4 separate regions of the Homo sapiens genome follow, and all the other regions are linked to region 4. The links are chromatin loops, found by intact Hi-C in ENCODE. Cell type or tissue: Calu3. All regions are shown on one strand. Each heading gives the region's core, and the rest is flanking DNA. Links, peaks and the distances in the headings are about the cores only. Region 1 overlaps LOC105374914 (a long non-coding RNA gene). Region 2 has its middle 860 kb from the start of TFAP2A-AS2. Region 3 has its middle 600 kb from the start of HULC. Region 4 has its middle 750 kb from the start of HULC.

The links. A loop is a pair of places that touch in the nucleus more often than their neighbours do. Peaks named below come from ENCODE experiments on the same cell type or tissue, not always from the same donor. Only the 100,000 strongest peaks of a DNase experiment are listed, where the experiment ranks them.
Region 1: it touches region 4 in a loop (5-fold over the local background); 25 of 110 quality-filtered maps call a loop at or near these places.
Region 2: it touches region 4 in a loop (3-fold over the local background); 5 of 110 quality-filtered maps call a loop at or near these places.
Region 3: it touches region 4 in a loop (6-fold over the local background); 38 of 110 quality-filtered maps call a loop at or near these places.

The regions. Positions count from the first base shown.
Region 1 is chr6:8,979,038-8,987,243 of GRCh38, reverse strand. All of the region lies in intron 2 of LOC105374914 (a long non-coding RNA gene), which reads right to left. Among named protein-coding and RNA genes, the nearest start is that of HULC, 330 kb to the right of the region's middle. RefSeq lists a silencer at 3,819-3,868 and an enhancer at 3,774-4,068. In Calu3, for the core only: a CTCF peak has its summit at 3,931 (motif pointing left); a DNase peak (open chromatin) is centred at 3,913.
Region 2 is chr6:9,537,222-9,545,427 of GRCh38, reverse strand. No RefSeq gene overlaps it. Among named protein-coding and RNA genes, the nearest start is that of TFAP2A-AS2, 860 kb to the left of the region's middle. In Calu3, for the core only: a CTCF peak has its summit at 4,713 (motif pointing left); no DNase peak of the experiment used is centred there.
Region 3 is chr6:9,246,151-9,254,356 of GRCh38, reverse strand. No RefSeq gene overlaps it. Among named protein-coding and RNA genes, the nearest start is that of HULC, 600 kb to the right of the region's middle. In Calu3, for the core only: a CTCF peak has its summit at 3,422 (motif pointing left); a DNase peak (open chromatin) is centred at 3,366.
Region 4 is chr6:9,402,132-9,410,337 of GRCh38, reverse strand. No RefSeq gene overlaps it. Among named protein-coding and RNA genes, the nearest start is that of HULC, 750 kb to the right of the region's middle. RefSeq lists an enhancer at 4,321-5,520. In Calu3, for the core only: no CTCF peak of the experiment used is centred there; a DNase peak (open chromatin) is centred at 4,747.

The sequences.
Region 1 (8,206 bases), core at 2,591-5,090, 420 kb after region 4:
ATGTCAGTAATAGAGTCTAACGAACTAAGACAAGAGTTGCAGGAAATAGACCATCAGTGTAGTGACCTTATTTCTAGGACTCAAAAGGGGATTTTACTTTCCTCTGATTCTTAATATGTTCACATGAACAATCATACAAAAGTAAGAAATTAAATCACTTTTCATTAAATGTTAGTTAATGATTTGTCTTATTATGACTATGTTTTATTATATTTAATTTATTTAATTTGTATGTATTTAATTTGTTCTAGAAATTACAAGACGTGGAAACTATAGGTTTGGAATTCTTACTAAGCTTTAGGCAAATGTCTTGGTATTTTCCCTGTTTTTGTGAAAATATCTTAAGTCATTCAAAAATATTGGCCCATATCACTTATTTATATGTAATCATATGATTTCAAAGAGGCAATTCAAAATACTGATGAAACTGCTTTATAAACAGTCAAGATTATTTATAGTTCTAGAAACAACTTTTTAATTATATTTTAAAAGTCAAGAGAGATAATTAATTAGGATGATGTGTATAGATTTGTTGCATATTCATATAAGATTGATTATAAAGTTTAAAACAAAATAGTGACTTTAAAAATGCAGAGGAGATACAAAATCAACTCAAAATAGATTACAGACTTGAATATACAATCTGAAATTGTAAAACTCCTGGAAGGAAACAGAGGAGAAAATCTTCAAATTGATCATGGCAATGATTTCTTGGATACGACCCTAAAAGTACAAGCAACAAAAGCAAAAATAGACAAATGGTACTCCATCGCACTAAAAATGCTTCTGTACAACAAAGGGAGCAATCAACAGAACAGAAGGGTAACCTACACAATCAGAGACAGAAAATTTTTGTAAACCATGTATTTCATAAGGGGTTACAAGTCAAAATATATAGAAACTATATATAGGGAACTAATATGTAGGGAACTGCTATAACTAAATAACAACAACAAAAAATAAGCAGATTAAGAAAATGAGTAAACGACCTAAACAGACATTTATCTATGTAAGACAGAAATAGCAGACAAGTCTATTAAAAGGTGCTCAACATCCCTAGTCATTAGGCAAGTAGGAGTCAAAACTACAATGAGCTATCACTTCACACCTGTTAGGATGGCCATCATAAAAAAAAAAAAAAGTGTTAGTGAGATTGTGGAGAAATTGGACGCTTGTATACTCTTGGTGGGCACATAAAATAGTGCAGCCACTATGGAAAACAGTATGGAAGTTCCTCAAAAGATTAAAAATATCACTACGGGCTGGGTGTGGTGGCTCATGCCTATAATCCCAGTACTTTGGAAAGCTGAGGCGGGCGGATCACCGGAGGTCAGGAGTTCGAGACCATCCTGACCAACATGGTGAAACCCTGTCTCTACTAAAAATACAAAATTACCTGGGCATGGCGGTGCATGCCTGTAATCCCAGTTACTCAGGAGGCTGAGGCAGGAGAATCACTTGAACTCGGGAGGCGGAGGTTGCAGTGAGCCGAGATCGCGCCATTGCACTCCAGCCTGGGCAACAAGAGCGAAACTTCATCTCAAAACAAAAACAAAACAAAACAAACAAAAAACAACAACAGTAACAACAACAACAACAACAACAAAACACTACCATATGATCCAGCAGTTCCATTCTGGTTAATTATTCTGGGTAATCATTCAAAATAATTAAAATTGGGATCTAAAAGAGATGTATCTTCACTCCCATGATCATTGGAGAATTATTCTTAATAGCAAAGATATAGAAATAATCTAAATGTCCATCAATGGATGAATGATCAAGAAAATGTATTGCATGAGTCCACTTACATGACATATGTAAAACAGTCAAACTCATGGAAACATAAAGTAGAATGATGGTTACCGGGAGGTAGGGGGAGAAGATGGGGAATGATTGTTCAATGGGTATACAATTTCAGATAAGCAAGAAAAAAAGGTTCTAGAGGTCCGAGGTACAACATTGTGCTTGCACCTAACAATGTTGTATGGTACACTTAAAAACTTGTTAAGAGGGTAGAACTCATGTTATTTCTTCTTAACACAATTTTTAAAAATGCATTGGAAAGGGTTTTACTTTAGACTGGCATTCTATATTTTCCTGAAGCTGTATGCAGAGCATCGAAGGAAATCATCTTAAACAAACAAACAAAAAGCAGCTACTGGTTAGACTATTGTCACCTGTGCATCGCTATGATTGTGTATTATTGAGTTATGTGACCAATGCTACACAGTGTGCAATGTTCTCACTACACTTGGCTGAATTCTATCAAGCTAAACACTCTTGACGGACAACATCTTGACTAGCCAAGATGCACTGACTGTTTATCAATAGTATTGATTGCACCACAAAGTTACACAATTATGTGACATAATACAAGGGGGGGGGGCGACACAAGCAACAGTTTAATAAGTGGTAGTGAATATCATTGTGTAAATTGAATACTAAACATTTGTTTGCCTAACAATTTAGGAAAGGCTTTAGAAACTGGATGTCAATATCAGATTCCTAACACTGTTTTATATAAAATCATTATGATAGACATCTTACCAATATGGAAACTGAAGGCCAGAATAATTCAGATGCCCAATGGAGACAGACTTAATAGCATGTCCAGTACTTGAGCATGAGTTTCATTGGTTATTAAGGCTAATTTATCCAATTATCCTTCATAAAAATAAGAGTTGTACAGGGCATTATCTTGTGAATAAATTATCAACATTTCGACTTCACACTTGAATCTAAAAAGAAAAATTGAATTTAGTGTCTAGTGAAGTCTTTACAGACAAGTCATATTATAAAAGAGCAGACATTTTATTAGAGATTGTCACTTGATCATTTTTTTAATTGGATATCTGAAATGTGTGCTGTGGGCCAGGCACAGTGGCTCATACCTGTAATCCCAGCACTTTGGGAGACCCAGGTGGAAGGATTGTTTGACCCTGCATAGTAAGATCCTGTCTCTAAAAAATAATAAATAATAAATAAATTAAAAAAGAAAATGTGTGTTGAAGCTCAAAATGATAATCATTTATTTACTTGGTAATGAGTCATGACCACAAATCAAATGTACTTTTCAAAAATCATCAGCTTCTTGAAACATATGGAGTAAAGGAAGTTGCCTAAAAATGAGGGATAGAAAATTATAGTGCATCCCTAAGGCAGTGGAAAATCTAAGGAGTAGGCTTGTTTAATCCACCCCTGGGTAAATCTCACTGATTCACTTAGATTATTGCCCTGTGTCGTTTTTGAAATATCTCAGAAATGTATTTAAGAATACTGAAACCATTCAATGGTCTGGATTTATAACAGAACTTTTCCATGTCTAAAATTGACAATTTCAATGGATTTTAAAGTTGAAGATAATCCTTTGCCTAAACCCACCTACTATATTTCTATTCATCCTGTACTGTTACATCCTTTATTCTCTTCATTATTTTTCATGTTCTTAGAGTTTACAGTATCATGTGGTTTATGTTTTTCTTACACAGTGATTTGCACAAATAGATAACATTTTAATTTCTAAAGAGAAATTATCACCATCTTATCAGCCTTAGCATTCACCATCAACTTATGCTAGCAAGAAATTCTGTACTCAGAAAAACTAAACCTACTGGGCAAAAGTTGAACAAATACTCTAAACTAGATAATGCAAACAGGCTGAGTTTTAACACCAGTCCACATCAATCCGAGGTAATTGTTTTAAATGCTGTAAATATTCATTTGATACCTTTACCATAGAATAAACAATTTCCTACCACTCTCATATACTTCTGAGCCTTCCAGAATACCATAAGGATTTATTTACTTCCTGTAAAACAACAGGGGTCCTTAATCCTGTCAACAGATTACTGGAGCTGAGTTCTCAATGCGTCCCGGTGGCGGCGTTGTTTGTGAAATGCTGCCATCTATGGGACAGAGGTGGGTATTGCTCAGGGCCCAGGCAGCGAAACCACAGCCGCCTCTCTGCTGCGCTACGTGGTTGGTTCAGTAAATGAAGCAATTTTTGGTCAATAAACAGGAATAAAAATCATAGCGTTGGCTAGAAAATAGACGTTGCAAACTCCAAGCTGGCACTGCTCTCTACCACAGCTATTCCTTGGGGGAAAAAAATGAGTGCTGTGGCAGTTGTTCCGCAGTAGCTTTGATCCAAATCTGTTTCTCTTTTTTTTCCTCCCACACCCACATTTACGCTTTTATCCAAAATGTTGCAATGTGGTTAGAACAATACAACCTTCCACGCATTGGCAAACAAATAGGTTAACTTGGTTAATTAAAGTTTTAAAACTCACCCATTCTGAATAATAGCATAAACCAAATTTGCGAAGGACTCCTGACCTTCCTGTGTGTCATAGACGCCTGTGAGACAATGCAATGTATTTCCATTCAAAACTTGGCAAAGAAACCCGGATTTGACGATTTCTCCCACTGATCAAAGTCCATACATCAACATCATAAAGCGCATTGTACTGTTCGAAAGAAGCTCGTCTATTTATTGAGAGTACTTTCAACAACAGTGTCATTTAATGCCCACCTCAGCCCTAGGAAACAAATCTTGCCACTGTCACTCCTTTTTCACAAAACGGTAAATTGAATGTTAGAGAAGTTGTCACTGCGCTTAAGTTTTACAGATCACTGAGCAATAGATCCAGGATTTGAACACAGTTTGTTTCATCCAAATCCAAGCAGTTATCTCCTCTCCTAGGCCTTCCTTGTGGTCAAGCACTGATGATTTAAATCTAGTTCTTCATTTTTTGTTTTCATTTTACATCTGTGTAGCCTTGGGCACATCATTTGAATTTCTTTAGTCTGAATTTTCTCGTTTTCACGACAAAAAGATTAGTGTATCTATTTCTATGTTCCTTTCCAACTCTCAATCATATAATTCATCTGTCTTGATGAGGACAAAAAAAGAAAAATGAAAGAGTCACAAATTGTCATTTGGATAAAACTTCGAAGGTTCCTTAATTCCACTCTCTCATTTTAAAGATAAAGGAGCTACGCTTGTGGAAAGAAAAAATCAAACGGTCAAGAAAAAAAATCAAATGGCTGAGAGGCACTGTTGCCAGGAGAGTTACTTTCAATGTACCGGTACCTCTAAGGGGTTTAATTTTAGTTTGATCCAGCCTCTCTAGCCAGCTGTGTGTGAGGAAAAAGAGAAGAAAGAGGAAGCCTTCAGTGCCTTCAACAGGAAAAACAGTAATGTGAGAGTGGTTACTCATCTGATAAACTAGGAAGGAACAAGGAAGGTCTAGACTAGTAGGGAGTTCTTAAAGATAAAGCTTGGAGCCCAGGTAGCTGGATCTCAAATGGGTTAATATTCATGCCAATGGGCTAACCAAGCTGGCATTCCTCCAAGCCGAAGCCTGGATAATGATATGAATATTACTCTTCCACCATGATTTGTACATCTTTCAGTACCCACTACATGGCTTAGTATAACAACCTGGTCTTGAGTAAGACTTGGGAAATCTTTGTCAAGTGAACAAATTAAACAATATTTTTTTCTCTGGACAATATCCCATTTGAATATTGAATTAGACAATATGTCGTTTCTCTAGACTCATCCTCTAGGTGACTAGAAACATGCAAAGAATGTGGCTCTATACCTAACAGGGAGAAAAGGCTAGATTATTGTCTTAGTCTGTTCAGGCTGCTATAACAAAATACACAAAACTGGGTGGCTTATAAACAACAGGTATTTATTTTTCACAGCAGGGAGGGCTGGAAGTCCAAGATCAAGGTGCCAGCAAGGTAAGGTTCTGGTAAGGGCCCAGTTTTGGGTTAGCGAATAGTGATTTATTGCTGTGTCCTCATACAGTGGAAAAGACACAGCTGGCTAGAGAGGCTGGATCAAACTAAAATTGAACCCCTTAGAGGTACTGTTACATTGAAAGTAACTCTCCTGGCAACAGTGCCTTTCAGCCATTTGATTTTTTTACTTGACCATTTGATTTTTTCCTTCCACAGGCATAGCTCCTTTATCTTTAAAATGAGAGAGTGGAATTAAGGAACCTTAGAAGTTTTATCCAAATGACAAGGGGCAAGTTAGCTCTCTGAGGTCTTTTTTTATAAGGGCATTAATCCCATTAATGACGACAGAACCCTCAAGACCCAATCACCTGCCTTATAATACTATCACATTAGAGATTAGGTTTCAACATATGAATTTTGGGGAGACAACCATTCAGACCATGGGCATTATCTACAAGACTATAACTTGTCTTAAACTCATTAAAAGTCTAGTTCATAAAGGCAAACAAGTAAATCAAATTCTAAAGGTGAATCATCACATCCAAAGAGAGGCAGGACACAAGAACTGTGTCAGAAATTGCTTAGTGAGAATATAAAAAGGATGACCACCATAGAAATTGGTACAAAATGAAAAAGCAAAAAATTTAATGAACACTTAAAGGCTGAGGAGAATTGGTTAATGTGTTCATTTGGGATTGCTAAGGGCCCTAGACACAAGGAAAGTTGCAAGACTTTATCCGTGGGTCTCTACCATTTGCTTAGGAGAAAGACTAAGGGCTGAGCGGGCGACCAGAATAATTCCCTCTCAGGAGCACTGATAAAGCAGTTGTTAGCATCTGTGAGGGTTAAGGCTCTGTCCACTTTGTAGAAGACTTTAAAACAAAAATAAAGCAAATGGTTTAAGTCTATGAGAAAGGAGAAGAAGAAAACTCAATTAGATTCTGGATAGAAGATAACTCTTATGGCACAGGCAACACTCCATTGCTACTAGGGAAAAGGTTGAACCCTGTATTCCTGGGGAGGAGAAATACAAAACAGTCTGAGACCCAGGATCCTACACAGATTTCAAGTGGAGGCTTGATTCCACTAATGGAGGGGCAGGGAACTTCTACCTAAGATTTTCAAGAAGTATGAAGGGTGTGAGATTTTACCCTACCTTAACAAGCTAAAAACTCATTAGTTTCACACAATTCTCTAAGTGCTGGCAGAATGACATGAGGCTGCTGGGTCAGAGACAGAACGCAGTTTAATACTCACTGCAATAGTGGTAGTCAGAGTGTCATGGTTTTCTTTCCCCAGTACCCTGAGCCCCACTACCCATAAGGTGACATGATGATGAGGGTCAGATGATGCTTTCATATGCAGTCAGTTGCATTACAGAACAAGAGCCCTAATGTAGGATGCTCCAATCTTTCATAATTGACAACAAACAAATCTACCTGACTTTTGCCCCAGAAGAAAAATATGTCTGTATTATACTGCAAACAGTATTGTTGCTGTATTAGACAGCAAACAAATCTGCAGAGGACAGGCATCAGAGGAAGGCACTATCTTTATCTTATAAAGATATTCACTATACAAATATTCTTGAAAAGAAAGTCCAATGAAGAAAAAGGCTGTCAGTGTGTCTGCTGGTCAGATGTACAGAAGGAAAGAGACTGATGGAGAATTATCTCTCCCACCCCACATACACAAAATGCCATGAAGAGGAAGTATGGAAACAGTAAAAATGTATCACTCCTGATGCCCAGACACATTGGTCCTGCCTAACATTGAGGTTGTACCAGAACAACAAAGAACTTTCCCAATTCTACCACTAGCCAAGCACCAAGTCCCTGGTATGGTATTCTATCACTGGGAAAGTGGCAAGAACCTGGAGGGAGACTATACTCTGTGGTGCAAGTATTTAGTGTTGACTAACAATGAATGGGGAAAAAACAAACGGACTCTCAGAAAAACCTAGGAGACTCTATCCTGACTCTATCCTGAGTAGCTTGAGGAGCTTGAAGTCTATAGTTCATTGAAGATAATCATAGCAACAAAAACTCCAAACCACATAAACTCCTGATTAGATTGGCCAAACCCTACATTCTAACTGAAGAACAAAAGAGGAGGTACAATCATTGCTAGGTATAAATATTATCTTCCTGCATTTCTACTATTCTTCTATGCATGATATCTGATATTCAATAAACAATTATGAGATATACACAGAAAAAAAATCAAGAAAAAAGTGAGCAACATAAGGATAGATGACTCATATATTGGAATTAACTGACAGAGGCTTTAAGATAATTGATTAAATATTTTGACACCTGGTGGAAAAGATGGACAATATGAATGGGCAAATGGGAAAATTTAGCACAGGTATACAGAAAGAGTACAATGGAAATGCTGTAAGTTAAAAAAAAAAAAAACCACAACAACAAAACCCAAAACAAACCATTTTAAA
Region 2 (8,206 bases), core at 3,291-5,790, 140 kb before region 4:
CAGCTACTCGGGAGGCTGAGGCGCAAGACTCCCTTGATCCCGGGGGATGGAGGTTGCAGTGAGCTGAGATCGCATCTCTGCACTCCAACCAGGGTGACAGAGCCAGATCTTGTCTCAAAAAACAAAACAAAAACAAAACAAAAAAGAGAAAGTGAGATTTTTTTCTGTTCAGAAAACCATGCATTATATTCAAACTAAAAACACAGATGACATTGAAAAAAACATTCCAGTTGTTACAGGTGTTTTCTTATGAAAGAACAAAGTAAAATTTTTGATGGTATTAAAACTAAAATGGTTTCAATATGTAACTTTTGTTAAAGCAATTTTGGCCACATCAATACAAATTTGCATTTGCTTTCTCTGCTCCATCTACACAGAGATCTGCATAAAATTACAGTATCATAGAGTTGGCAGAGACCTTAAAGATAATCTATCTCCACCGAATAGCAGGTATTTGATTCTCTGCAACAAAATCCCCACCAATTGTTCACTAAGGTGTATTTAAACACCTCCAATTTGGAAGGTCTCACTTTCTCAAAGATGAACCAATCACAAATTCAAGCATTTCCACTGCTTATTAGGTTTTCCTTGAACAAAACAAAATCTGTCTTCCTGAAAAGCCTGCATTGTTTCCACATCTCTTCTCCTTAAGGTCAAACAGAGCCAGCCTGCTGCTCTTGTACTTGGCATGCCTTCAAAAGTAGTCACCTATTAGGAACTGTATAATCATGCCCTCTCCAAGCTTTCTTTTTACCTGTCTGTGGGTGATTGTATTTTAGGTCCCTTCACTGTGCTGACCATCCTCCAGGGTACATCTCCTCCAGTGTCTACTTCCCTCTTAAAAAGTCTGACTTTAGACCTGAATCCAGTGCTCCAGGAGATTCTGATTGGCACACAGAAGAGCAGGTCCATCACCTTCCAATTCCAGATGCTACATGTCTATCAACATCTGAAAGGTGCATACGGATCAAATGTACATAAATAGGTATATCATGATACCAGTACCCTAAGCAAAATAATTGATATGAAAGCAGTCTCTTTTGTCTCAGTGGGTGGTTACACAAGCCAGAGAGTCCCAATTATGAATGATACTTTTGCTGTGTTGCCCATGGCATAGAATGTGGCTGTACTGCAGAGAGTATCAATTAATTTCCACACTGCTTCTTTTCTGACACCCAAATCCTCCACCCTGTTCTCATGTATTCCACCCTATTTCTGTTTCCTCTGCCCATTACTGTGCTATTCTTTCTATTTTTACATCGCCCATTTTTCTTCTGTCTTCATGATCTGCTACTCAAATTCTCCACTCTCTCTACATGCACTGCTTTCTACCTTCTCCGACCTGCCTCTTGTCATTCAGTCATCTATATATTTGATGCTATGGTTTGGATCTGTGTCCCCACCAAATCACATGTTGAGATGTAATCCCCACTGTTGGAGGTGGGGCCAAGTAAGAGGTGATCGGATCATGGGGGCGTATTTCTCATGAATGCGCTAGCACCATGCTCTTTGTGATGAGTCAGTTTTCATGAGATCTGCTTGTTGAAATGTGTGTGGCACCTCCCACCTCTCTCTCTGGCTCCCTCTCCTGCCACGTGACATGCCTGCTCTCCCTTCAGCTTCCACTGTGATTGGAAGGTTACTGAGGCCCTCACTGGAAGCAGAGCAGATGTTGGTGCTATACTTGTACAACCTGTATAACTGTAAGCCAATTAAACCGTTCTCTTCATAAATTACCATGCCTCAGGGATTTCTCTATAGCAATGCAAGAACATCCTAATACATTTGGTAAATATGGTTGGAGTTCTAACCAAGTATTGGGATGCTGTTAGCCAGTCCTTGCAATAGACTCAATAAGGTTTCTTTATTTTGCCAAGTCAGATTGAGGTTACTCAATCTATCAAAGGTGAATACTTGTTTGAGCAAATAGTGAGCCCTGGGCTTGGGCATGTGTGCCAGTGATTAGAAAGAAACCTGTAATGCCAAAAGAGGAAATCAGTGGCAATGTAAGGAGAAAGTAACGGGATCAAAGAGGATGATGCCGATGTCCATCATACAAGGCTCTTAACAAAACTATAGGTCACATAAACAGGAGAGTTCGGAGGTATTTATGAGCACAAACTAACAGGTTAAATATTTTATGGTCTATCCATAATTTAGAATAATACGCAGTTATTAAGAATCATTTTTTCAAGAATATTTACTATTCCTAAGAGTGCATTCCCAGTTAAAAGGGGAAAATTATCATTAAAACTATTATAAAATGATCCTGAATTTATAACTTGTAGCAAATATAATAAATACATGATAAGACTTTATATTGTTTTATAAATAAAAAGAGGAAAGAAGTTAATCAGAATATCAGAATTATTGGTAATTTGTTATCTTCTTTATATAGTTCTGTATTTTTTACATTTTCTATAATAATATGAAGTACCTTATATTTATGATCACAGAAAATAAATGCCATCAAATATAAGATGGCCATAGTGACAAACTCAGTTAATACCTAAAAACAAGTGAATTATATGTCTTGTAAGTTAGATATCACATGGATAACATGTAAAATTGCACTTATAATTTGATTTAATGGTTTATGTTCTAGTATATAAAATAGTACAGAATGTTAAATATACATGAATAGAAAATGATATAAGAATTTAACATCTAACTACCTTTACGAAAGTAGTACCATTTCCCCCATTTCCCTCTTATAGTACAAACCAATCATTCAAGCATACTTTTAAATAGCATTTCTTGTATTTGAAAAGTTATTGAGTAATCAAACAGTGACCTTTCGTACTCCACCAAGAAATGCAATTCAGCTTTGTATAGCTTCCATACTAATCAATATCCTATTATGATCACAGACGAGATTTTTACAACTGAGACACAGCAGCTAGAGTACCAGATACGCTTTTGTTTTCTCTAATGCCAGAAATTTTACGCCTTTGCATAAGAAACCATTTTAAGTAGGAACATTGCATTATTTCTCTTTTGAACAGAGCAATTAAGTTTTAGGTTCTATCATAATGCTATGAGAATAGGGTGTATTAACCATCATAGAGCCATTACCTCATAAGACTTATCTTTATAAAGAATATGTGAATCTCCTTTCATCTTGCTTATTTATTCTGAATGGGTGTGTAAAGATTGATGTGTAGCATACCATTCATAAATCAGACTACAGGAACGCCAAGAGATACTCACATCTAGAGCTGATACTATTATTAGGCTCCACCAACTGATTATCTAATACAGTATTTAGTCGATTAGTTCATTAATAATGATCAAACCGGTTGTGTACATCAATACAAATATATTTAAAATACTTATACGGCACTTCAAACTCTAACTCTTTTAGAAGTACAATCCAGGCAAAGGGTTGGCTGCTGATTTTAGCCTGCATGGGCTTCCAGGGCAAAGCCAGATCTATTAGAGGTTATGGCACAAACTATCAGTTGACTTACTGATGAATTAATATCTACGTTGAGAGGATCAGGGACAACTAATTTTAAATATCTCTTTGAACATGTATATAGCCAAAGATTTATAATCATTTCTTACATTACATTTTTATGCATTAGAAAACTTACCGTAATAAATAAATATAAATATCAGGGAGAGAAAGAAGATAGAGGATTACCACTACCGCCACCATGACCCAGGGGGATATTTTGTGAAAACTCTCGTTCTACTGCTAGCTAAATGAACCAAGACAGTAAATCCACAAAGACTTAGACATCATCACTAGAAACAAAGGTTGAATTTCAAAAGCATTATTGGCTCTTCTAGCTGCTATGTAAGTTCCAGGGGAAAAAAATCCTAATGACTCTTACTATATATGGCATTCAAGGAAAATAAAATATTTTCCATAGACTAAAGAAGGGCCATATATCTATTCTGTATACTCATTTGTCTAGTATGTGTTTCTATGGCCTTTCATTACAATAAACTCTTGATATTTTGGTTTGGGGCTTATTATCCAAAAGTGAGCAAGAAAGCAAAACTACAAAGTTATGTCATCCTGACTTTGAAGAGGTTTACTTTCTGTTTTGACGTCTATTGAATCAATGGCATCAGCCTCTTTAAAAGTACGCTAAGCCAATATTGAATCTTGTAAGGGAATTGCATAGATCTCTTAGATGGTCCTAATAGAGGCTTGCCCATTTGAGTCATGGGACTAAGGAAGAAATCCAGGGGCAGTAGCGCAGAATCATTATTGGGGATTATGTTCCAAAAAAAGGTATTAAAAAAACTAATACTAATAGTGCTTGCTATAAAATATTGAAAAAAACTCTAATACTAATAGTGCTTGCTATAGGCTGTATCTGTTCCCCAACTTCTTTATACATATTATCATTTTTTAAAATCTTCACAGCTATGCTGTGGAGTAGGTATTATTATCCCCATATTACAGATGAGGAAACTGAGGCACAGAAACAAATAATTTGCCCAACATTACATATTCAGGAAGTGCCTGAGCCATGTGTTTGAACTTGGGCAGCCAGTCTTCAAAACCCCCAAGCGCATTGCTTTCCCTCTGTTTAGAAACAACGTGGCAAGAAGTGAACTACCTGCTCCTCATAGTCACTGGTTCCTTTAGACAGCAGAAATTTTCTCTCCAAAGATAATGACTCAAGGGGAAATTTTAACATCAGCAAATAGGGCTTCAATTTGACTCCTTTTATCATCAGGAGTGTGATCTAGTGCCCTCTAGAGGGCAAAAGGGGAGATCATGAGCAATGCAGATTTTTTTTATGAACATAAGCAGAAAATTTGCATTAAGACAATATAGAATTGGAAGTTTGAAAAGCCTACATTCTTATTATTAAATCTCTCTATTTAAAAAATTTTTGTAAAGTTACTTGTCTTCCTGTAATATGGAAATGATAAACTTCTGGATGTTGTACAAATGAACTGCAGCCAAGATGATAATGTGAAAATATGGAACATAAGATAGTACATAGTAAAATCTTAAAATGACAAAAGTAATCATTTAGGTAGCCCAACTTTCACAGCTGCATGATTTTAAGACACCAACAATTACTTGAAGCAGGCTCAAATAAAAGAGAAGATAATTAGTGAAAAACCCATTGTTCTTTTGCAGGGAGACTTGGTATCACTCCAATCAACACAAAATTAGGTCATCTGCATTGCACATAAAGATACTCACCAAGCACCAAAAACCTGGCCTGGTTTTGAAGAAATCTGATTTCTCTACAAACCAGTGCTTTCTAGATGTGAAAATAAAGACTTTTTTTTCTCTAAGGCAGACAAAATATATAAATAATATTTTAGATAATTGGTACTCATTAAATACTTGATAAATTAGTGAATGAATTCTGGTTCTAGTTATACTAAAGGTCAAATACGCTTTAGTTTTTTTATGTATTGTCTAACTTCTCACCCATCTTTGTTGAACTAATGAAATGAAGATATCCATCATGATGTAACTGTGAGCTGGGAGGATCTAAATTACCTTCATCTGGCACCATTCCAATATACTATAAATGAGGTAATTGTCCTTGACTATAAAATTTGCATTTTCAAGACTTAATTGCTATCATTACATCTTTTTTGTAATTCTATTAATTTAACTGAATGGAGCGGTTGGTTTTATGGTTAAAAATTTGCATTAAAACATTGTACAACTAAATAGAATTTTAATATTTTTATCCAAAGTTCTATACAGTTATCCCAGAGGAGCTAAGTAATTTCACAAGAAAAAGTAGAGACCTGTCAACAAGCAGCTTTTACCTTCAGTGATCATTAACAGACCTTCAAGTCACCTGCAAATGCCTCATTCTGGGATTTGAGAAGCCACTGAGGCCATGCACTCCATGGATTCCTCCGACTTAATCATTAACAGGAAATCTATTAGCCATAGCCAAGGCATGGCTGGGTGCCCTTTCCTATGATCGTCTTGGTGTTTGAGGTGTTTCCATCTTATCCTCAGCTGAATGGGTCATTCTATATCTCCATGTGTTTTAGTTCAGTTGGAACATGCAGTCCTCGCTGCTCTCTCTCCTCCTGAGCAAGGTATTTACATGTACGTGTCTGATCTTCCAGCCACAGTTCATTGCACAGACTGGTTAGTAAAATGTTATAATTCTTCACTCCTACTGGAGGGGGCAGTTGAGAAAACTTTCCACCTTAGCCTTTGGAATCTTTGTGGTCACTTAACAATTATGCAGCCTTTTCTTAATAAATTTTAATGTATGTGCAGAACTTTTCTAGTCAATTAACACAAGCATTTTCTTAAGTAAAGACACAGAAAATTGCAGTTAATGAAATTGACATTTTACTTAACAATTCTCCAACCCTCTAGACCTTTGAAAACTACCAGCATCTTGGTTTTTGGACAACTGAGTTTGGTTAAAAATCAGAAAAGGACTGGGGCAAAGCTTCATACAATAAAGTTTGGAAGGAGGGGTAAAAACTGAGAAGAAGCCTTTGTTTTGAAAAATTTTGCAGTGATGGTGGATTTTCCTGACTTTACTAGCCAGCTGTGAGGATGAGTGCACTCGTGTACCTTCTGATACCACTTAGTTCAGAGAAAGATGGCAAATATTTGCAGAAAGTGGATAAGGAAATGTCATTAGGGACATGAAGAGCCTTAGGCATGCTTTATACCAAGCATTAATTTTGAAGATGAAGACCAGAAGCCCAGAAAAGGTCTGTGACTTGACCAAGGACTTCCATTTAGTCAGTGGCACAGATGACCTAAAAGTCAGCATCCTTGATTCCAGTACATACTTGTAGTCACTACATCATACTTCCCTTCTAATGCCAAAAGCTCTTCTTCTGGGGAGAATCACTGCAGACTACAATCAAAGCAGCAGGGCCTGGGAGGGTTCAGTGAGAGATGGTTGACACTGGCCCCAGATGTCAGAATTAGTTCCTCATCCACCAGTCTTAATACTTCATGGATCTTCTTGTACATACTCCCAGACCCAATCCCTGAAGCCCAGTAAATTGAAGGATGTATGTCTTAAACAACCAGGAAGCCAAGTGTGTCACTTAGGTTTCTTTTTCTACCAAACTGACACGCCCACTGATTCTATACGTATCACTTTGAATTCATTCAGAGAGATTTTATGAAGTGTGACAACTCCCACGTCAAAATAAATTCTAGTTGTTCTCACCAGAAACACAGAACGGTATTGTATTATTGAGCACACCATGATGTAACTACCTAGGGATGACATCAGGAATGAGTTGTATATAAAAGGGAAGACTTTATATGAATTAGCATCCTCAAAACATTATAGTTGTGCTTACTCAAGAATTCAGTGTGGGGCATTTAGATTGAACGCAACCTATTATGTCAATCATAGAACCTATTCTACCAAGATTAATGAAATCAGCCAATTATTTTTAGGTTAATAATATTTATAAGGAGCCAGGCATGGTGGCTCATGCCTGTAATCCTAGCACTTTGGGAGGCTGAGAAGGCCACATCTCCTGAAGTCAGGAGTTTGAGACTAGCCTAGCCAACATGGCAAACCCTGTCTCTATTAAAAATACAAAAAAAAAAAATTAGCTGGTCCTGGTGGCACATGCCTGTAATCCCAGCTGCACATGAGGCTGAAGCAGGAGAATTGCTTGAACCCAGCAGGCGAGGTTGCAGTGAGCCGAGATCTCACCACTGCATTCCAGCCTGGGCAACAGAGCGAGATTCGTCTCAAAAAACAAAATTTTTTTGAAAGATATTTCTTGCTTAAACAGGAAATGAATTTCCTTATCTCTGCCTTTTCTGTCCCCAATCCTTCCCCACAATGTGATTAATCATAGCTTAGTATGCATTGTGCTTTGTAGCTTTAATGCACAATAATATTTCAAGAATCACACTAGTGACTTATTTAGGGAAGGTCACATAAATCACAAGTTTATTGCCACCATGAGCCAATGGAAAAGACTTTGCATAAACCTCAGCTATAATTCCCTCCCCCCTCATTTTCTCTGAACACTTCAACTCAAAGAAGTCTGACTCAATTTAATAAACATTTAATGAATTTCTACTATGTTCAAAGCACTGTACCAAGTACGAGGATCTTAGAAATGAGTAAAGCATATCCCTCTACCTAAGGCATGTATTTTTCTTGTCTGGATAGCTATGACTGCTATCACTTACCTGCATCTTCTAAGCTACTTAAATTTTTGTGTTTGTAGTTATATTCTAACTCCCAAGTTATTTGCTAAG
Region 3 (8,206 bases), core at 1,896-4,395, 150 kb after region 4:
TTATGAAAGGATCACTTATATTTAGATTAGAATGGGCTATTTCTTGCAGCTGTGCAAATTTCACATTGTATTTAAGTCCTGGAGATTTCTGACAGAAACGTAAGTTGAATGACAGTGACAGAGAAAGAGGCACCTTAGCAAAAAGAGCCGAAATCATGACCTTTACATTTAAAAATATCTAAGTTTTAGGACCTTCCTGCATAACCCTGCTGCTCTTAGATGTGTGACTTTCCAATATAAAGAATAAAATATACCATTATATAAAGCTTTCATGATCGTGCCCTTTTATCATCAATTTTAATCTACTTGTAAACTAACAAGAGCAATAAGAATGTATCTAAAAACAAATCACAGAATCAAACAAACCAAATTCAGATACAATAATATGCTGGCAATATTAAAATATCAGAATTGGCATCGAAGTATTTATTTATTTTTAAGGAACTTATAAATGTAAAAAGAGTAGGACATACATTTTTGAAATGTTTCTAGGATTTGGAAGATTGCTTTAGTTTTTATTGTAGGCACTTTCCCATAGCAATTCAAATTGTGCTCTAAATCTACATACATCAAACCAAAACATATCCAAAAAAAAAAAAAAAACTGGCCTATGCAATGCACCCATAAATTAGAATCTCCCAAAATGTGTCTTCTCTCAGGATACTAAGGACAAGGATAGTGAGTAAACCAAAGAAACTTTTTTTTCTGTATAGTATTTAATTAAATCAACTGGAAAATGTTGGTAATGAAAAAGTTTTGAAATCACTTATTTATCATTTATTATAAATTCCTAAATACATTATAGAAGTGATGGATTGTACATTGGAAGAAAGAAAGAAGGAAAGAGCACATGATAAAGAAAATTTTGAGTAGCATTACTGTATTCAACAAGTTTCAAGCTGATTGTTTCTCTGGCTTGTGAAATTTATGCTTTTAGCTTATAATGTTCCAAAGGAAATAAAACCACCCACTGGATGTAAGTCAATATCATTATCTCTTCCATTTTTCTGTTTTGCCATCCAAGTTTTTTTTTTTAATTCACAATTTTACAAAATAAAAAGAGAGTCTTTAAGGCCCAACAATCAGGAGACCCTCAAGAGTACAGAAGAGCTGAAGAGGAGGCCAAAGGGAGGTGGAGAAGGGAAGATATAACACATTCTCAGGATAAATCTGCTAGGAAATCTCACAAGTAAGGCATTCAGCCAACTGCCATATGCCCTGACAAAGATACCAACAGCAGCAGTGAGCCCAGGGAGCTGTTTTATCATTAGCCCCTCACCCAGCAGTGGTAGAAACTCATTTAGCCCCATGCTGGACTTTCATTAGGCCAGACTCGCATCAGATGGTCCCATGCTTTGGCTCAGGAGCGGTGTGGCCCTTTATTGGGGGAGGCAGCCACATCTCAGCTCAGCAGGGAGCCCAGATTGGAGTGTTCCTCGCTGACAGATGCCAGGGCCTCAGCGGAGGACCCAGTGGCCAAGGGAGCCTGATGCAAAGCTATCTTTTATGTTGGCATTTTGTGGGCCAAAGCCTATGGAAAAGGAAAAATAATAATCCTAAAGCTTTCAAGTTTGTCTTTAACCTGACTTCCACTGAAAATAAGATAGAGTGAAAAAGAAAATCCACAAAGCTGAAAGCAAAGAGAAAATGCCAAAAATCTTCACTTGGAATCACAACAAAGAGCTGAGCTGACACTGACAATCGTTTGTTGTTTTTTTTTTTCCTCCGGACTGTAATAAAAAGTCAACGAAGCAAGGGATGTCAATATATTCTAATAACAAAGATGTGAAATTTTAGAGGGCCCTTTTCCTTCTTCTTCATAGGGAAGCTTTAAAATATGCAGAAAGAGAGAGCAAGTATCCAAGTCTAATAGATGCATATAGGAAAGATATGTTTCTTAAAAAAAAACAAAAACTAAAACTTACATCATAGCAGTGATACACACTGTGGTTTTGGGGAGAAAGGAATTTAAAAATTCAATTTGTGTTTATTTCTTCTAAATTTATAATTCCATCAAGAATTATAGACAAAAGAAGAAAGCCAGCTGATGCTTTTTTTCTATCAGCCTTTTTCAGGAGGAAAAAATTGTGTTCAATATTTTAATCCCTGATCGTTTAAAAAATTATATTACTATGCTTTATTATCTGAAAGCTTTTTAGAACTATATAAGAACCCAAAATGTATCTTTCTGTTCATTTTTTAGGTGTCCATGAATTATAGAATAAACAACAGATGATCTAGGAGAAACAGAAAGCATTTTTATTCTTTTATTTCATGCATTTAATTGGGTTGTTTTTATACCAATTACAAATGCCATTACTTTATATATAAAGTTTTCATATCAATATGATATACTAAAGAATACTTTTTAAATGCAAGTTATATTTACTAACTCTTCTGAAAATGTGTATTTCAATTTATATAAAAGCAGCAGATTGAAAGGCAAAGAAAAGCAGAATGAACCCTCCTAATATACAGTATTTTCTATGGAAATTTATTTATTGTATATTTAGAAGATTTCAATAAAACATTAGCAAATTACATAACAATCTAAAATACCTGTGATATTCTGAACTCTGAATGTTGGTTGACAGATCAGGAAAAAAAATACTAGTCAGTTTCTCATCTTTTCAAAGATGAGTCTCTAGTTATTGTAAAGTATTCTAGTCTCCTTCTTCATCTTCTCTTGGATGAAGTTTGCAGATATCTTTAGGTCAATGGACCATAGGGAGCTTTCTTGGTGCAGTGAAGCCCTTTATAGTACATTTCTCTCCAGGCATCTCTATTCCTGTTTGTCAATGACATGTGGCTTATCATCCACTTAATCATCCTGGTTTATGTCAATTTACAGGCATGTTAGGGAGCCTCACTGCAGATGGTTTCTTTTACTGAATTTTTAAAAATGAACTTTTGGTATTTCTGTATACTCTTTTATTTTATTTAAATAGTAATATTATTTGAAAGAGAAAATCTTTTTGTTTACTAAGAACTAATGGTGCAAAAATATTGCAAAATTCTTTTTAAAAGAAAACAGACAATAAGCAACTATAGACCAATAACCCAAACAAAAAATAAATAAGAAGCTGAAATTATTGCAGTATCATTGACATTTTGAGACTGGCTCTCTCTGGCTTTTAATTTTAGAAGTAGAGCTAGTGTAGGTATGTATGAAGGTGTGTGTGTGCGTGTGTGTGTGTGTGTGAAAATAATTACCAGTGACCTACAGTAACAGTCCTTCCCGCCTAGATGTTTCAGCTGCATTTGACGTCGTTATTGCCTGAGACAACAGTCTGGCTGCGATGTTAACAAACTGGGCCAAGCCTCTTTGATGCACCACAGGTATTAGAAAGTTGAGCACTCACGTAAGCCCTCGAGCAGGTGGGCTGTGTTGAAGCGCCACCTACTGAAACATCGTGTTTCCCAATCCTGCATTCCCAAAGTTGTCATTTACTACAGCATTGGCAAAACTGGTTCAGGGGAAAAAATTCCAGTACAAATGAAATCCTATTTTTGGCAAGCAGGACTCTATAAGTGTGTCAGCTTCCAACTTTACTGATTACAGCAGTTTGTCTATGCTGATGCATTTTTGATCTCTCTTTTCTAAGTAAGAATATAGACCAAAAGGAATACCAGCTTGCATGTTCATAAATTGGGTCATTGATGAGTGTAGGAAAAGAAGGGAGAGGAAGGAAGAGGACCGGGCAGTGTTCAATGCAATTTACACATTTGCAAGATTTTTTTTCATAATAAAATAGATCTGAGTAAAAAATGTCATACAATCTCATACACTCACACGTGCACCTACATAAATCTCTAACGGATTATATTCATCCTAAGGGAGGTGATTAAAATAACACCCAAATTGACATCTGTATGCACATTCCCCTATTGTTGCCAACCTACTCTCTATTATTAAAAAAAAAAAAAGAAAAAAGTGTTCAGGAGGAACTGAATATTCTATCTCACTTTATAAGTGAGAATAAGAATGCTGTCCAGCCACATTGCAAGAGGTAACACTAGCTCATGACAGACAGGACAAGCTTTAATAACTGATCTTGAGATTGGTTGAGATGTTGTTAGGTTTTAAAACAGAATGGCATGTTACATATCATGGACATTGAGAAAACAAAATGATTTTCTTTCTAAAACAATTTCTTAAAAATATAATGTAGCGTTTCTTCTACATAGCAGGCTTGCCCTTGGTGGGGAAAGCCATTTATGGTGACAGCATAAGGATTTCTATTTGTAGAATTTAGGGGAAGAGATTATTGGGTTTTTCGACTCCATTTTTAAAGTTATTCAAGTAGTAAATCCATTCTTCATGGAAATATAGACTATTTAAATAATATACCAAAGGCTAATTCTGACAGTGCTAATATAATTTTCTGAATCAAGGTCATTTGTTTTACACACACACACACATATATATATACACATATAAACTATATATATAAACTATACATATAAACTATATATATAAACTATATATATAAAGTATATATGGTGCAAAAATATTGCAAAATTCTTTTTAAAAGAAAACAAATAGACATGCATAGAAGCAACTATAAACCAATAACCCAAACAAAAAATAATATATGTAATTTATATATATATTTATTTATTTATTTAAACAATGAAAGTAAAAGTTCCCAGGCCTGATATATTCTTAAAGTTCTCTTTGGTAAATATATATTTGTATGCTATAAATAAGAGCTGTGCAGAAGTCTATATAAGTAGAAAAGTCATTTATATACTTAACTACTGTAGCAACACATTTACATAGGCTCCCTCTAAGACTGCAATGTTTTATTACGTTGACTTTTAGACTCATAAACTTCCAAAGGTAATACCCCCTATAACACTTATCTTTTTCCAAAACAACCACTGGCCTTTCATTACATAGAAAGCTTAATTGTCAAAGTCACAATTAAATCCTATTAAGGGATTGGTTTAAAGCCACAAAGGAGTAAAACAAATTTGAGAAAGCGGCTTAATCCTCTTCCTCAACTATGAACCATTAGGCATTGTGTTTTTAATGTAAAAAGAACTTGGAATTTAGATCCAAAATAGTTATTCACATATAATATTTTAGGTATTGCTCTAATTTATTTTTAGGCCATTGTTCTTAGTCAGAATTAAAAGCTGCACCCTTGGGAATTATAACCCTGGCAAGAAGTGGGGCTGGCTTTTGTGGCCTCCACTAACTCATTTGATCAAAAAGAATGGGAATTCTTTCCCTATCATCCATAAAATGTGGGTCATAGTAACTACTTTTTCTCCCGGAAAAGCTATGGAAATAATAACCTTAAATCATCAAGATTTTCAAAGAGAGACATTATTTCAAAATCAAAATTTCAAAACTTTCCTGAAAATGCAAATTAAATTTTAAGCTTAATTAATCCAAATTTGTACGTGGAAATACATACCAACATGTATGCTAACATGCTCTTATAAAAAGGTCAGCCTCAGAAACAATTCTTTTACTAGTTTATGAAAAAGACCAACTTAGAACTGGTGCCAGAGTCAGCATTCCACATTATTAAAAAGCAAATTTAAGGATAGGGTTTATTACAGGCAAGTCTTCATTCTATGATGGAATTTTATTTTAAAGGTTTTTAAATATCTACCAGAATAGAAAAGGAAAATATGGGCATTAAACACCTGCAGCCCCGAAAAGCAGACCATTTCACTCAACAGAAAGAAAAGAATGAATCCACCTAAGAGGAAACTTTTTCTCACTTTATGGAAGCATGTGCTCTTCAAATCTGCCCTTGCAAAAGAGCATAGTGATCAAAATACGCACATGCTTCAGGTCGTAACAACTAACACCTAAAATAACAAAACACAGACGCACAAATAGAATCATGAACATATTGATAAAATGGATTAGACTTCATCATCTTCTACTGTGTCCCAAACAAAATATCACTCATTCATGAATTCAGCCCCAAGGCAGAATCTGAGTAAATAAATGGGCCTTGCCCCATGCTCCAGGGTCACCACACTCTGGTTTGGCTTGCTCAATGGAGAGCAAATTCCAAAGTGGAGAGCACTCTGCCTGATGACACCCAGTTTCAGCCTGAAGACTATTAGCAATCCAAGGTAGCTGGTGCTTTGAGGTCATACACCACAGACACGCAATTTGGAAATAAAATAAGTGCCTAAACCAGTCTATCTAGTAGATACGCGAGGGTGCATTTAGGTGGTTCTTTTCACCTTTAGACAATTATTTAAAATAAGAGTGCTTTCTTTACAAGTCTCAAAGTTGGCTTAATCTTTATACTTTGCTAAAAAATCAGTATGTAATCAAGTCCTCTAAGGAATGGTTCTAATTTAATGTATTCTGGATTTCATTTAAAGAAATCTGGAAGGACTTTCAAAGCACTGCAACTTTTTCAGAGCAAATGAAAAGTATGTCTTAAATGGTATTTGGCAGTTAACATCCCCCTAATGACACCATTGCTAAGTTGTTTGAAAACTATGATTCCCATTGTCTGGACAGAAGTGCCCACTTTTCTCTCTAAGAATGTCCTATTAAGTTTAGTGAAACAATGCTAGGACTTAAGTCCATGGTGTGCAATGTGGCCCAAGTATTAAGCATTCAAGAACGCACAGAAAATACAGAGTAAGATGGCACAGATCAAACCTAATTATGTATGCATGCACATATTTTCTATATACAAAATAAATACTTAAAAGTTAATAACTAGAAAATAGCAAATGTCTTCTAGATATTTAAATCCAGAGATTTCTGATTAAAAATTTCATGTTGCATATATAACTGTATTACATGGTTTCTAAGCCTGGTGCACAGGCTGGATTATCCTATACTCTACTGGTTGAAGAATCTTGATATAAATAATTTTATTCTCATATTTTCCAGTCATGAAAATTTACATCTTATAATAAAATCATAAATATTTGTCTTCCAAGAGCAAACAGATTGCTCTCTATACATCTAATTTTTCCTATATTCTCTACCAATAAGATTTTAATAAGAAATATTACCACTTACTTACCCTCCCAAATACTTGCAAATTATTTTCTTTATAAAATTATAATATATATATATAGTTAATTAAAAACTGAGACTTCCATACCTACAAGTTAAGAAAAAAAAGTTCTGTAACTATTCAGACTATTACTCACTCAAAATACTGTATATATAAAAAGAAAAACATGTTGAAAAGTTGATAATTAACTCAAATAAAAATCAATGTGACATTCGTTTGTAGTTATTCATATCATTTTTCTAAACTTCAAAGCAGCAGCAGCATCTAAATGTTTGCCCAAAGTTCCCAATTTTGGCTTTAACTGTAGCTATTTAGCTTGTAAAGCACAACGCTGGCCTAATTTCCAAGCTTTAGACCTTATTAGTGAACAAATTTCTATATTTAGAACCTCATATTACACTTGATTCTTCACATACCTGATTTTTAGTGCCAAGCTCCTGATTTAGGTTCCTAAATGCATATTTCAAGCTGCCAACTACTTCTTGTCATAATAGGATTAAGTTGTCTATTGTAGATCATAAAATAGATAAGATATGCCAAAACTGTTTATACAAAACTTTAAGACCATGAGCTAGTAGAGTTTCATTCACATTATTATCATAATCCTACAAAAACCTTAAAGTCATCATTAGTAATTGGTTAGGTTCATAAATTAGGTTACTAAATTAGCAGATCCAAAATAATACCAATGATTCCTTTTTCTTAAATTAAGAAAACTTGTATTTATAATAATTCTGCTAGATTTTCAGCATAAAAATTGGCCACCACCCAAGTTATCTGATATCTAAATATTTTACTTATGTAATGCTAGGACTAAAGGTAAGCTTTGGAAACAGCAAGCTCATTCTTTCATTTTATAGATGAGGTCAAGAAGCTCCTGATCACACAGAGAACTCAAGATTTCTGGTTTCTGGTGTAGACAGCTTGCTGCTACCTTTCCTGCATTTAACTCAAAGCTGAATAAATAATAATATCTTCTGGTGGAGTTCTCTAATAGAACTACATTCAAGAATTGTTGATCTATTTATACTAAAACTCAACTCTTTTCAAATCTGGATATAAGTCCATTTGAGAAATAAATAACTTCTGCATATGTTGACAGATTACGTGCCAGTGGCTTTGAGAGTAGAAAGAAAGAGTGGTTATGATAACCAAATGAAGCTTTCTATTCTCTTCCACGTTATGCCTGCTCC
Region 4 (8,206 bases), core at 3,518-6,017:
AATAGTGAATGGTGAAGAGTACATGAGAGTTCCTTTTCTTATTCTTGCAAGTTTTCTGCAAGTTTGAAATTATATCAAAACAGAAAGCTTTATAAAAAAGGAAATAGGTATGAGAATTCTTTGAATAATAAATACATACTTGTAATTTGAAAGTTAGATACAACAGAGAATTTTCTAGGAAGATAGGTAAATAAATATAAATGATCATGGAAATGCAGAGCAACAAAATAGATGGGCCCAGGTGGGTTTTTAAATACTCTTTGTATGTATCAGAATTTCAAGAAATAGATAATCCATAACTTATGCACACTGTTCCAGAGGGCAGAAAAAGAAGAGCTTAGAAACCCCTAAGGTACAAGCCTAGAATAGCCTCAATATTAAACTGAGCCAAGGACCACATAAGAAATGGAGACATTTATTAATTTATTGTATAACCGTAGGTAAAAGAAACACCAACAAAGATAAAATAATTATCAAGTGAATCTGGAGTATGAGAAATGTTCTAGCTCTTGATCTCAGTCTCGGTGGTTCATGGATATATGCGTACATAAAAATGAATTGAGCAGTACACAAGATGTGTGCAATTTACATGCCTACCTGTAAGCAATGTTGCAACTCAATAAAAATGTTTTTAACTGTTCATGTGGCTGGGGGGAATGGTATAATACCCTTGCTTGTGCAATCACTTAATTAAAAAAAACTCTTTCATGATGTTTTAATATGTATTATCTTGTTTTAGATGTTCCATAGGATTCCAAAAGCTTTTATCCTATCCCCTAGCTTATTCCTGTAAAAATCCATTTAATCTTTGCTCACAAGCACTAAATAATCTAAATATACAATCCTAATTGCAGATGTTGAAAGATTGTGAGTAAAAAAATCAACACCATGAAAGATGTTTTTTTTTAACTTACTCAAATGGCATTTTTGGTTTCCCCAAACTTTATTTTCTCTTAGCATTCTCAGTCTTTTATAACTGGCTGTATGGCGTGGCAGTCTTCCAATACACTCAAAAAGCTTGGAGGAGCCATCCAATGTATATTAATCCTCTGTGAAAACAAATAACTTGAGTGCTCGCTCTCTTGCAGCCTCAGCCATTAATGTTGGTGGATGGTTTTGATGGTATAATCTGTGTGTTGCCAACACAAAAGTCTGTTACCTTCTCCTCAGTGCCAATCTTATCTTTATTCCTGTAAATTGATGAAGGAATTTACTCCACTTATTGATGGAGGAATATTACAAAACAACAAATAGTATCTCTGCTTGATTCATACACCAAGACTCTGGGAAAGATCTGGTAACACCAAAGAAAATCTTCATGGTTGGAATGAAGCAAATAAAATGTAGCCAAACAAAGAAAAAAACCAAGAGCCCATTGCTTTCCAGCATTACATCTACTATGATGTATTCTCTGAAAGCCGCCCAAGTATAACTATTTATTTTAACTAAAGTAATCAAGATGAATGTCAGCAGTTATGACACACACTGTTTGCTAAAGAACACATAGAACAATTGCTCAGGGCAAGCTTCATTAAGAAATCAGATAAAATTAGTAAAACTGATTATATTTCAAAACTCAGCAGCAGCTAAAATTGCCATTCAGGAGCTTCCAATTAACACAATTGGTCTTGTTCACAATCAGCTATTGTAATCTCATTAGCTTATTATATTTTAATCATTGTGACATCAGCACAGCAAAACTTATTTTATTTTGCATGGCTAAAGATTGGCTAAATTGGGTGTGTGGCCTACCCAGTCCTAGATGCAAACAGGCCTTTGCAACTTGGCATCTAGCCCATTCTTTGGGGAAATTATCCTGATCAAGAGGCAAATGCACATAGATTTCCCCCTACTCTAGTAGTGAGAAGGCATTTTGGAAACAGTCATCTGATTTAGCATCTAATGATCGGGCTATCAATTATTGAGTCAGCTGACACTGACACTGACTGAAATCATTTTGTAGTAGCATTTGGAGAATTGACAGTTTATGCAGGAAAGAGACAGAGAGAGATTGAAGAGCAAAGAAAAAGGGTGGAAGGGTGGTAGAATTCTCTGCGTACCTGTGTTTAACTACTGTACCTCTTTGTTTGACTACCTTGTTTTATTAACTATGTTCTGAAGATACTGGTCATTGCAGAAATAGAATCTTTTTGTCTTTTAGGTAAGAATAGTCGCATGTACCTAGAAAACTGGTGTTTCGTTGATATCAAGTATTGCCTGCTGCAATGAGATTATGTTCTATTGATGGGAACTGGGGTGTAACAGCCATCTACAGAAAGCAATAGGTTGCCCTATTTTCCGGCTGAAAATGCTGCGTGTTTTATGAACTGCCTCTATCTTGCACACCAGGGATGTTTCTGTAGCTAAAGCCATAATAGGATTTTCCTAAATGATACGAAAATACAAATATTCTGACCAACCAGCTTGCAGAGGTTGCTTATTCTCCAGCAAGTTTTAATACTGCATTTTTTTTGCCTCCATCTTTCAAGAACATTTTTGATTTCACTTTTCTGTTATGAGTGCTTTCTATAAAGGCATCACTGATCACTAATTGTATTCTGCGAAAAGGAAAACAACAGAGGCAGTGCGCCAATATACGTGCAAATCCTTGTTCTTGGCAGGACCCTGTATAACTGGAAAGATATGAAGAGGTAAATATTCCTAGATGTGCACACTGGGAAATTCAGAAAGCCTTCCGTGGTCTCAAAACCCTGCTATGCTTTTTTGAGTAGTTGAGACTAATTCAATCTTTAAAAAGCAGCCACTCAGCTCCTGATATTTTAATGTCCATAAATAAATAAATGAGAAAAAGTGCCCTTATAAATCCCAGGAGAGAAAGTTAAATGAAAATGGAAGATGGAGTCCTTCTGTGACTATCATATTACCATACCTAAGCACTAAAAAGGTGAACGTTCATCATTATTAAAATCATTCAATTTGTGTCTTTAATTATAACTTTTGGGGGCATGAATGGCTCCAGAGAAATTAGTCTTCTATTTGCTCCATGAAAGAATTTAATAAGTAATACATTGTGTTAACTGATTTTTAAAAATCCATTTAATTTTTCCCTGAATTCTATTTTAGGATGATGAGTTCTGATATCATAGAAATTTTTGTCCAGTATCTCTTGCTTAGACAGTCACACATTTTTGTTTCTTAAAACACAAGGTCCTGGACTTTGGATATTTACGATTTAACTTATAAATTGCTTGTCAGTTTTTCATAATTTGAGCCATAGCCTACTTAGCCATGTATTAACCAGCCGCAGTCTCAGATTCCCTTTATGAAAATCCACTCAAATTGTGTGAATGATGGTCCCAGGTTGCCTTCAAGCCATTGTCTTCATTTCCAATGGTGACACTTGCATATTTAGAGCTGCTCAGGTTGTACAATCAATAAATCTCATCTCCCCTGTCGATGACTGATTTGCAGATTGATCCCCATGTGATATGGGATCAGCATGGGCTTCATGACAAAAAGAACTTCTCATAATCCTTCATGTCTATTCTGATGACAATAGATAATTACGTTGAATTCTCACGTGCAACAACACTTACAAACCACTTTTCAGAATGTGGTTTTGTAAGTAAATCCTGAAATTCCTTAACGAAATGCAAATGGGGAGCAGGATTTGAAGATTCAGCATCATTTTACAATTTCGAATAAAGAAGTATTTTTGTAGGGAGATGATAAGTGTACATATCAGTATATGTGTACATATATACACATTTATATCTACATTTAGAGAAAGTTAAATATGCAATATATAACTTTCTATATTTACACACATATGCACACACACATATATACATGTTATTTAGTGATCATTTGCTACATATAAAAACATTGACTTTGAATACTTAGAATAAAAAATATTATTATTATCATTACCTACCATTAATTCAGTGCTTTTGGTGGGTAAAATCTATTCAGTTCAACACCTACGTTTTATTTCTAAGCATTATGTTTGGTGCATGGCATTGCAGACTTTATAAAAGTACCACAGGCAGATAATTTAAAAATCATATTATAATATTTTCAGTTGTTTTGTTACTCTTCATTGATGTTGCTGCAGATAACTTTCTTTAAATCATGTCTTACATGGGTAATCCTATCTAAAACTGATGAAAGCAAAGTTTCCACATTTGAAGAGAGGTCAGACTCAGAATTCCATTTACTTCTCTCTGTCATTGTCACATGCTATGGAGCCTGAACGAAATGAACAACTCAGCACAGTTTGAAAATCACCGTAATACCATCAACTTAATGATGACGCTATCATGATGACGTTTAAAGACGCTGAAAGAGAACAGGAAAATAAGATATTTAGTCTAAACAAAGGTTTCCATGGACACTGCCCAGTGGAGATGATTATCTCATTGGAGTGGGAGTGGGAGTTAACCTGAAGCGTAAATGGAGGTTTTTATCGAAGGCCAACAGAACAATAGGAGGAAAGGTATGGAAGGATGAAACACATGGGGGCAGGAAATGATCAGAGCATTAAACAGGTGATGGAAGGTAGCAAAACATGAAAGAAGAGGGGGTTAATTTGGGATCAAGGATGGTATTGAACACAATACTAAATAATTAAACTGTAGCCTGTAGGAATGGGTGCTATGATGAATATTTTTAGGCAGCGATACGGCTGCAACGCGGAGAATTAATTTAATGGGGTTAAGAGAAGACAGGTGAGCTGGATGCTTCCGTGCATATCAGAAGCTCTGAGGTCTGCATCCCTCCCTTAAAATCCCTAAGGTATGAGTCATTAAGCCACTCCTGCTGGGTTTAGTGACTAAGAAAGAGTCAGTAAACCTCTCCAAGTGCGGACATCCAGAAATAGCTCATTTGTTTATTCATTCAATTAAAATCCAATTATTCTTTTGTTCATTAAAGGAACATTTACCTAGTAGCCATGATGCACCATTTTGGTAGTCTCTGGGTCATGGACCATTGCAAGGTTTAATCTGAACAGCAGGGTACCTTTTTATCATACGGATTAATATTACCGGATACTTTTTAATAATTTCTGGCCACTGCGTGCAGAAGGTTGTAAGTGGGGTAGGCAGCCCTGGAAGTTTCTTTAGGTTGAATCCTGTTGCACCTCCAGGAACCACGTGAAAGGACTCTAGCATTCGCTCACTCCCCAGTTTTCTTTGAATGGACAGTGCTGACCACTTCTGGCACCTCCTCCCCTCTCTTATTCTCCCAGCGTTTGACATTAGTGCTCATTTTACTGTTTTCATCTTTTATGCCGAGGTTTCTCAACCACTACTAGCATTTGAGGCTGAATAATTGTTGGGCTGGGGCTGTTCTGTGCGTTGCAGGATGCTTGGCAGCATCCCTAGCTTCTACTCATTAGATGCCAGGAATCCACTCCTCCCCATCAGTCCCCCAGTCGCGGCAATCAAAAACAATCCCAGACATTGCCAAATGTTCCCTGGAGGAGAGAAAGGAACCACCTCTGATTAAGGACAGTGATATTTCCTATAAAACACGATTCAAGGTTTTCCTCCACTTACATGACCTAAGGTCATTGTAGGTAAACACCTATTCTCATTCATTGTAACTTTTATCTATCTACCTCCCAGGAGGAGCACACGCTAGCCACAAGTAGGATTTGTGCATAATCCCTTTACAACACATACACTGCCATGGCTATGAAAGTCCTTTTAAAAAATCATTTCATTGGAAACCAGAGAAGAGTGAGCTAGTCTCTTGAATCAAATCACATAATGTGGCTATATTCTTGTAACTAGTATGTGGCTGACCTTGAACCGCCCCATAAGTGAATCAAGATGCTGTAGTTTGCCATGTGTCAACGAGTTGTTATCATCAGTAAACAGGACGACAGCATGTCTGAGACTCTACAGATTATGGAAGAGCTCTTTTTTTTTTTTTTTTTTTTTGTCCTTTGTTAACAAACCCAAAGTTAGGCAAATGCTAAGCTCTCAAAGTATAGAGCATTTTAATAATTTGCTTTGGCAGTTGGGGCCATCATTCCATTTCAAAAATCTACCTCTGCTCGGCTTGGCAGGGTTATTTGGACTCCGGGATGTGTGCTAATATCTGCAGGAGGAAGCAGAGATACTAATAAGGACTCGCCTTGATTCCCCTTCCTTTCATCTCCCACAACTAAAACTATGTATTTTTTTCCTCGGGAAAACAAAATTAATTTTGAGTTTTTCAAAAATCTTGGCATGTACAATAATACAACAGAACCCCAATTTTGGCACTGCTGTGATTGCATTCCCTAGTTAAGCACCCTAGATATCAATACTTAATGGTATTCTCTAAGCTCAGCCAGTGAAGAAAATAGGGTTGTTATCTATCAAAGCACATTTTAGTTTCTGACAAGTAAAAAGCAGCATGGGGAATGCAGGAAGGCTGAAATGAAAGCCTAAAAGAAAACTCATATAACATCTGGTGTCCTTTATCCCCTGATGGCCTTTCATAGGATGATATGATGAGCTCGTTCTGATTTAAGACCTGATGATTTGGTTTGAGAAAACAGGAGGAGGGGGCTAGATGCAGCCAGGCTGGCAGCAAATTGGGATACAAAAATCTGCTCAAATAATTGGAAACACGACAGATTTTTTTTTTTGTAACTGATGCCAGTGGCATCTTAGTTTATCCATCTCTCTCAGTTGAATTTGTAAAGTGCATTATCTTATTGGTTTTAAAGTTTCCATCTCACTTATTTGCAGACGGAAATGTGAGCAAATCAGTCATGATGGATTGCCTAATTTTCTGGGCTGAATAAACCAGTTTTATGAGATTGTTGATTCCTAGATTATTAGTTAACAGAAACATTGATCAAGTTTTAACCTAAAAAAAAAAAAAAAAGCTTATCAGACTATTGCATTTAAACTGTTTCCTTATCGTTACATTTCCTTATTTTTACAATACTTATAGTATTGATAATGAATACGCTCATTAAAAAATTTAGAGAGCGTCTCATAGAGGGTTTTTCCTTTGCTTTTTGTATTTTCAATCCAAATGCTAAAACTGGGCTGAGCCACAGATGTCAGAAGATTAGTAATTACTCTGCCAGAAATCATCTCTGATCAAAAAGCCAGAGGAGGCCAGGCGCAGTGGCTCACGCCTGTAATCCCAGCACTTTGGGAGGCCGAGGTGGGCAGATCACCTGAGGTCAGGAGTTTGAGACCAGCCTGACCAACATGGCGAAACCCCATCTCTACTAAAAATACAAAAATTAGCCAGGTGTGGTGTCACGTGCCTCTAATCCCAGCTACTCAGTAGGCTGAGGCAGGAGAATCGCTTGAACCCAGGGGGCGGAGGTTGCAGTGAGCCGAGATCGTGCCATCGCACTCCAGCCTGGGCAACAAGAGCGAAACTCTATCTCAAAAAAAAAAAAAAAAAAAAAGGAAGGAAGAAAGAAAAAAAAAAAGCCAGAGGGAGGGGCGGAGAAAAACCATTCCCTACCTAGAAAATATAGGTCCAATTTAATCCGTTGCAGATTTCTTACTGCTTCACTTACAAAAGCTGGGAAATAAGGAAAACCAAATACTATAGAGCCATATTTTTTAAATTAAATGAATCATTTAAGGTTCATTGGCTGTGGAAGTATATGTGGTAATTAACAAGGAGAAGAATTTTTATTTGTTAATCAGAACCTTTTGACAAGGGGTTGCCTGCATGGATGCTCCAAATTTTAATGTTCCAATAAAAGCAATAAGGATCCAATAAAAATCCACCCCTTTATCATGTTTTTCTTCAAATTTGAAGTACAATCACAAAAATAAAATCATTTTGTGCTTTGTTATTTTAAAACTAAGAGTTGTAATAACCATGCCATGGGGGCTTGGGAGTGATTAACATAAATTCAGGCATCATCTTGTGAGTTTTTTTCTTTCTTTCTTTTATTTTCTGTCCGACCTTTTTTATGGTTGCGTCTTAGTGAATATAAACTTTTCCTAGTTAGAATTGCAAGTGAAAGAAGTAGTTTCTTTGCAAAAGGAAAGAAGGGAGTTAAAAACTTTTATGCAAGTAGACTTTACTGTGAAATGTTATCTTTTGTTAGTTCAAAGGTTCCCAAAGATATAAATTCTTCAGAACTGCCCTGAGGTGCTAGGGATGTAAATTGAATACTTTACAATTTGTAGACTGTTCCTGCAGTAATGTGTATCTCCTCTGTGAGTGAGTGTTTGGGGATTTTTCAATTACTGGAGTCTGAAAACTCAGAGAT